Linked DNA regions of Homo sapiens: region 2 is linked to region 1. A link is a loop called in an ENCODE intact Hi-C map of the cell type or tissue named here. Cell type or tissue: sigmoid colon. All regions are shown on one strand. Links, peaks and the distances in the headings refer to the core of each region. The heading gives the core; the rest is flanking DNA. Region 1 holds the start of CCDC89 (coiled-coil domain containing 89). Region 2 overlaps PICALM (phosphatidylinositol binding clathrin assembly protein).

Region 1 (2,914 bases), core at 110-2,609:
TGGAGAGAGATGGCGGAGTTTGCCATTGAGTTCTCTCTCCTTGCTTAAAAGATCCAAGCTGTGCTTTTTGAAGGCTTCAGACTGCAGCCTGAGTTCATCGTAGGCCTTCTGGATCCCATCTACTTTGCGCTGAAGCTCCCTGACTCTCAAGTTGCTGTCCACAGCCACTGCCTCTTGCTCAAACCGCTCCAGCGCATGCTTCCTGTCTTCATTTGCTATCTCCAACTTTTCCTCAAGCTGGCAGATCTCTGCCTGTTTGTTCTGAAGCACTTTGCCCCTTTCAATGGACAGCTGCAGCAACTCCTCTTTCTCTCTAGTGACGGTCTGCAGCCTGGCCTGCAGCTCCTGGCTCAGGCTGCTGTGTGTCTCCTCTGCCTTAGCTATCTGCTCCACAGCCTGCTGGTGCTGCTGCTTGAGGGTCTGCAGCTGGCTGCGCAGCTGTTCTGTCTCCTTGGTGTGGGTGCAGGCCTGCTGGCTCTGTAGCTCCAGCAGCTCCTTCTCGCGCGCCTGTGCCTGGCAGGCATCCTGAGCACACCTCTCCTTCAGCGTTTCTAGCTCCCCAGTGAGGGCCTCACACCGGACTGTGAGCTGTAATACTTTCGCCTCCTCATCCTTCAGAGCCTGGCTGAAGAGGCTGCTATTCTCCAGCCTCAGCTTCTCATTCTCCTCCCTCAGCTTGATGTTCTCACTCTTGTATTCATCCTTGAAGCGGAGCATCAACTCGTGGTTGGCTGCTAGGGTCATAAAGCGTTCCTCTAGTTTCCGACTGTACTCACCCTGGGCCTTGAGCTTCTCAGCCTCCTGCATCATCTTCTCCTCCAGCTCTGCATTGAGCAGCTCTAGGATCTGGCAGCGCTCCAGGGCCTCATCTGACCTCCGCTTCAGGATGCAGATGAGCTGGGACTGCTCTTCAATGCGGGAGCGAAGCATAGCCTTCTCGCTCCTCTCCTCCTCTGACAGTCCCCGGAGGTTTGCCAAGGCTTCCCTCAGACCGTCCAGTTCCTTAAACTCCGTCTCCTCTTCCTGGTTGTTCAGTTTTTCATTTTGCTTCTCTAAGCGTTCTTCAGGGGGCGGGGTGTCCATCCTGGGAGCCTGCTGTTTCTGGAGCATAGGCGCTCTCATCCACTAAGGGCTGACTACAGTCTTTTCCCCTCAGATTTCAAACGCTGCAGGGTGTTGCTAGGGACTCTTGGCACTCCCCAGCAGTTGGTTTTTCCAGTAAGGAGCCCTGTAATTGGTGGACAGGTCTTCAGAATGCTATGAAGTAACAACAGGGGAATCTGGGGGAGTCCAGAGCCAATCTGGTCGGGTTACTTTTGCCTTTCTAACCAATCACAGCTCTCAGTTGTCAACTGTCTCAGTGTCTGGCCTGTACAGCACAGAGATGCCAACCCCACTCAATCTCCAGCCAGCATCAGGGGAGGAAGCCTGACTCCACCTAATTTCTGGTAGTAGTAAACAAATGAAGCAGGCAATGATATATTTATCCTCCCTCTCCCCTCTTCAGTTATCGTTTGAATAAATTACTGTTTGTGGAAACATGGTTGGCTCCTCAAAAAATTTCAGTCTATGAATACAAAGTAGTAGTGGTATTCTGAGAGCCAGGACCCTAAAAGCCTGCATATCTGCACCCGTGATGTTTGGCACAGCTCCCTTTTGGTATTTAAGTATTAAAATAGAAAACACCAGTGAAATTTCTTTTGTTGTTCTTAGCATTGTCCCCACCTGGGCATAAATACTCTTTATTAGATATTTAACACCCCCTGTTTTTACCCATTAGCAAAATAAGGTTACAGAAAGAAGCTTAGTGAACCACACAGATAAACATTAAAACAGAAAAAATAAGATTCAAATGAAGCTTGCCATTATATGCCAAAGTCAACTCCTGATAGATTAGTTAAATGTAAACAGAAACTAGAAGAAAATGAAGGTAAACATCAAATCTCTGGGGCTAGGAAGGATTTTTTTTTTATCTTAAACATTATGTAAGATCAGAAAGGGAAAGCTTACTCAAAAAGTTATGTATAATTTTTTAAATTATGTGACTTCTGAGGTCTCTCCAGCCCCTTCTTCCACTGGATTTTCTTGACATTTTACTCCTCAAACCCAAATATTGAAGCCAAACCCAAATCCACTAACCAGCTCTCTCGCCCTATCTTTAGGTGTTCCTCTACTTGGAATGCCTTTCCTACTTTGTCCCTTGTCACTCTAGTAAAGCTTTTTATTCTTAGTTAAGAATCGTCTCTGAAGCCTATTCCTGGCCCCTACATGTCCAATTGGTCACTCACATCTTTTAGTGCATCCGCTATAGCTATTTGTACTTCTGGTGGAGGATGTGAAAATTTTATTGCAGTCACTGTTTATCTGCCAGCTTCCCTCTGTTAGACTGTAAGATCCTTAAGGGCAGGGACTGTGTCTATTTCATCCTTGATGATTAGACTAGTGCCTGGCACATGGGGGAGATTCAGATAAATGTGTATTAAGTGGATGTTGAAGGTAAAAATCAAATTGAGAAAAATATCCCTAATATGACAGACACTACTTTTTTTTTTTTTTTTTTTTTTTTTTTGAGACAGAGTCTCCCTCCATCGCCCAGGCTGGAGTGCAGTGGTACGATCTCGATTCACTGCAACCTCCGCCTCCCGGGCTCAAGCAATTCTCCTGCCTCAGTCTCCTGAGTAGCTGGGATTACAATTACATACAACCACACCTGGCTAATTTTTGTATTTTTAGTAGAGACGGAGTTTAACCATGTTGGTCAAGCTGGTCTTGAACTCCTGACCTTAAATGATCCACCCGCCTCAGCCTCCCAAAGTGCTGAGATTACAGGCATGAGCCATCGCACCCAGCCCAGACACTACCTTTTTTAAATAAATATTTTATACATATCAACGAAACATTAACATCTAAAAAA
Region 2 (2,914 bases), core at 151-2,650, 290 kb after region 1:
GTACTACCCCATTTTCAGGCATCCACTGTGGGTCTTGGAACATATCCCCCAAAGAGAAGAGGGGACTACCGTGCACAGAGACTAGATTCAAATTGGATCAAATAAACTAATATTGGCAATGTAAGACTATATGCTTTGGCAAATGTAATATATATGCATTCAAGTGAAAGGGGAATAACAAGTCCACTAAGCAAATGCTCATTCAAATGTTTTCAAGCATTAAACACATAACCAATCAGTTAGCATTAGCAACCATTTAAGAAAAGGAGGGGTGTTCTAACAATTGCATATAATTAACTACTTCTAGATGTCAAAACAGTACGAGCAGAGCCACAGACACAGAAGGATAAACCATCCTATCACTTCACAAGAGCCTCATCCCAGAGTATGCCACCAGAGAAGTGAATAACAAAGGAATTTCCTATATCTTCTAACCGTAACGGGTAAAACATTAAAAAAAAAAAATTCTTCTAATGCAACAATAATGGGACAAAAAACAATGTATATTTATGGTGTATTTTCAGGAACTAGGAGAGAAAAGCCTTAGAAACACGTCAAGAGGAAAGTCTCTGGATTAAACCATCTAAGTTTAGCATGACATTTCAAGCTTTTTGACTCCTTTTTTTGGTTTTTGAAAACAATCCTCAGTGGCAGAAAGTTATCTAACGAAAAAATAACATTCAAAACTTTTTGGAGAGTTGCCAAGAGTTTCACAAGCATCTCAAGGCCAACACGCCCTGCTGTAGCATCATTCTAGCCATTAGCCAAGGAACTAAAGCTCTGAGTTAATGGTTTTGAGGTTCACAAAGGATACTACACCAGAATCACGAAGAGCAAGTAGGCTCCTTAATCTCAGAAAAATCATCCTTTGGATCTACCAACTATAAGTTACCAAGAATTTTCTGTCTTTAGTATTTGCTATCTACTTATCCTTTCCCTCCAAATAATCAATATTCCTAAAGCTCTTATATAAGAAAGATATGAAGCAAGCAATATCCATAATGAAGGTAGAAAGTGCTAGTAACTTGTTTCTCAAGTTGTACAAAAGGGTTTTATAGTATCATATTCCTTCCAAATCAAACACATTACCACAGTTACATGTAGTGTGTAATACCTGTGCTCCTGATACAGGGCCAAAGGGGTTTGGAGGTCTCATGACAGGCTGGCTGTATATTAAGGTTGGTTGCGTCATTACAGGAACACTTCCCATTTGTGGAGGCTAAAAAAGAGAAAAATATCAAAAGATACTGACTCCTATCTTCCTTATTGTGACTAAGTAAATAACAATGACAACAGGGATGACAGGTCCTAGTACCTTTGCTTGACTCAAAGGGTAACTTCCTCTGAATATAAGTAAGACTAACAGCTACAAACTTTCGAGAGTATTTTTTTTTCTTTTGGTAAGTAAAGTCTTTAACATGCTCATTTTTAAAATGTAGTAACAAAGCCTAACTTTTTCTATTCAATGAGTTGCAAAATGTAAACTTTATTGTATTACAACAGATAAAATGATTAAGACTAAGAGTTTCCAAATTTATCAGGTTTAGACATCAAGAAAACTTAAGACTCTGTCTTCGCTGCTAAGAAATTTCAAAGTAAATTTGTATAACAAATCAAGTACTTTTGCCATTATGCAAGTGATCACAAGTGAAGACAGTTGATTCTCTGAATAAGCCTGCTCTAGTTCTTCCATTTTATTTCATATAAGAATCAAGAAAGAGCTTAAACTACAAACCAGAGGTTAACTCTTTCTTGAGTAACTGAAAATACAATCTCAACCAAATATGTTTCTTTAAAAATTACCACTACAGGGTATAAAATTAACCTAGTAAGTGACAATACCTAGTGTAAAAATAATGCACAAACAGAATACTGTTTTGGTTAAAATGCAATGCTCTAAAATCTTTCCTTTCAAGAAGTTCTATTTATTGTTTCAAGCAGACTACTATTTGCATTTAGAGCTTCATTTTAAGTTTATGGCCTGAGTTTCTCAGCAGACTTTTTTTTTTTTTTTTTTTTTTGAGATGGAGTCTTGCTCCGTTGCCCAGACTGGAGTGCAGTGGCATGATCTCAACTCACTGTGACCTCTGCCTCCTGGGTTCAAGCCATTCTCCTGCCTCAGCCTCCCAAGTAGCTGGAATTACAGGTGTGCGCCACCATACCCAGCTAATTTTTGTATTTTTAGTAGAGACGGAGTTTCACCATATTGGTCAGGCTGGTCTTGAACTCCCAACCTCAGGTGATCCACCCACCTTGGCCTCCCAAAGTGCTGGGATTACAGGCGTAAGCCACCACACCCAGCCTCAGCAGACATTTTAATGCAATGACTATGAAAAAAAGCTGTGAAACTTCTCCACATGTATAAAAGGAGTTACTTCCATATCATATACATAAAGAAGTAACATAGCAGGCACAGTAGCAATACCAAGGGACACGGTACTGCCTTCTACCAGGAACAGTTCCTCAAATACATACCAGTGGGTTGAAGCTACTAGCACCATTTCTTTTCTAATTGAGTCTCTATATACTGAGAGTTGGGAAACTAAGGGCAATCTAAAATGCACATTGTGGCATTTTGAAAGGTTAAAAGACTGTTTTTGTACTGTAATAATCATTGTCACAGGAAAATTTCTCTAGCCTTTATCAGACTAAATTTATCTCTATACAATTCAAGTGTTAATCCCTCCCATGCCCTACAATATCAGGTTATAAGACCTCACTGGTATTTAATATATGGTCACAGCAACAAAGGCTTAGAATTAACATTAATGTTTGAAATATAAAAGGCCCAGCAAAGTTACGAGGAGAAAAATAAACCAAGTAATACTATGAACATTAATGCATAAGATCTCTTGTATAATGATTATTCTAGACATACTTATGAAACCAATGCTATGGTTCTACTGCATTAGGC

What was found. A loop is a pair of places that touch in the nucleus more often than their neighbours do. Peaks named below come from ENCODE experiments on the same cell type or tissue, not always from the same donor. Only the 100,000 strongest peaks of a DNase experiment are listed, where the experiment ranks them.
Region 2: a loop joins it to region 1, with 2.5 times the contacts of the local background. A loop is called at or near these places in 6 of 110 quality-filtered maps.

Annotation. Positions count from the first base shown.
Region 1 is chr11:85,685,009-85,687,922 of GRCh38, forward strand. It overlaps CCDC89 (coiled-coil domain containing 89), which reads right to left and starts at 1,187. Exons shown (of 1, transcript NM_152723.3): 1 at 1-1,187. The coding sequence starts at 1,122. RefSeq lists enhancers at 1-483, 484-983. In sigmoid colon, for the core only: no CTCF peak of the experiment used is centred there; DNase peaks (open chromatin) are centred at 243, 463, 913 and 1,223; H3K4me3 peaks cover 1,485 bases; H3K27ac peaks cover 948 bases.
Region 2 is chr11:85,973,594-85,976,507 of GRCh38, forward strand. It overlaps PICALM (phosphatidylinositol binding clathrin assembly protein), which reads right to left. Exons shown (of 20, transcript NM_007166.4): 19 at 1,115-1,219. Among named protein-coding and RNA genes, the nearest start is that of PICALM, 94 kb to the right of the region's middle. In sigmoid colon, for the core only: no CTCF peak of the experiment used is centred there; no DNase peak of the experiment used is centred there.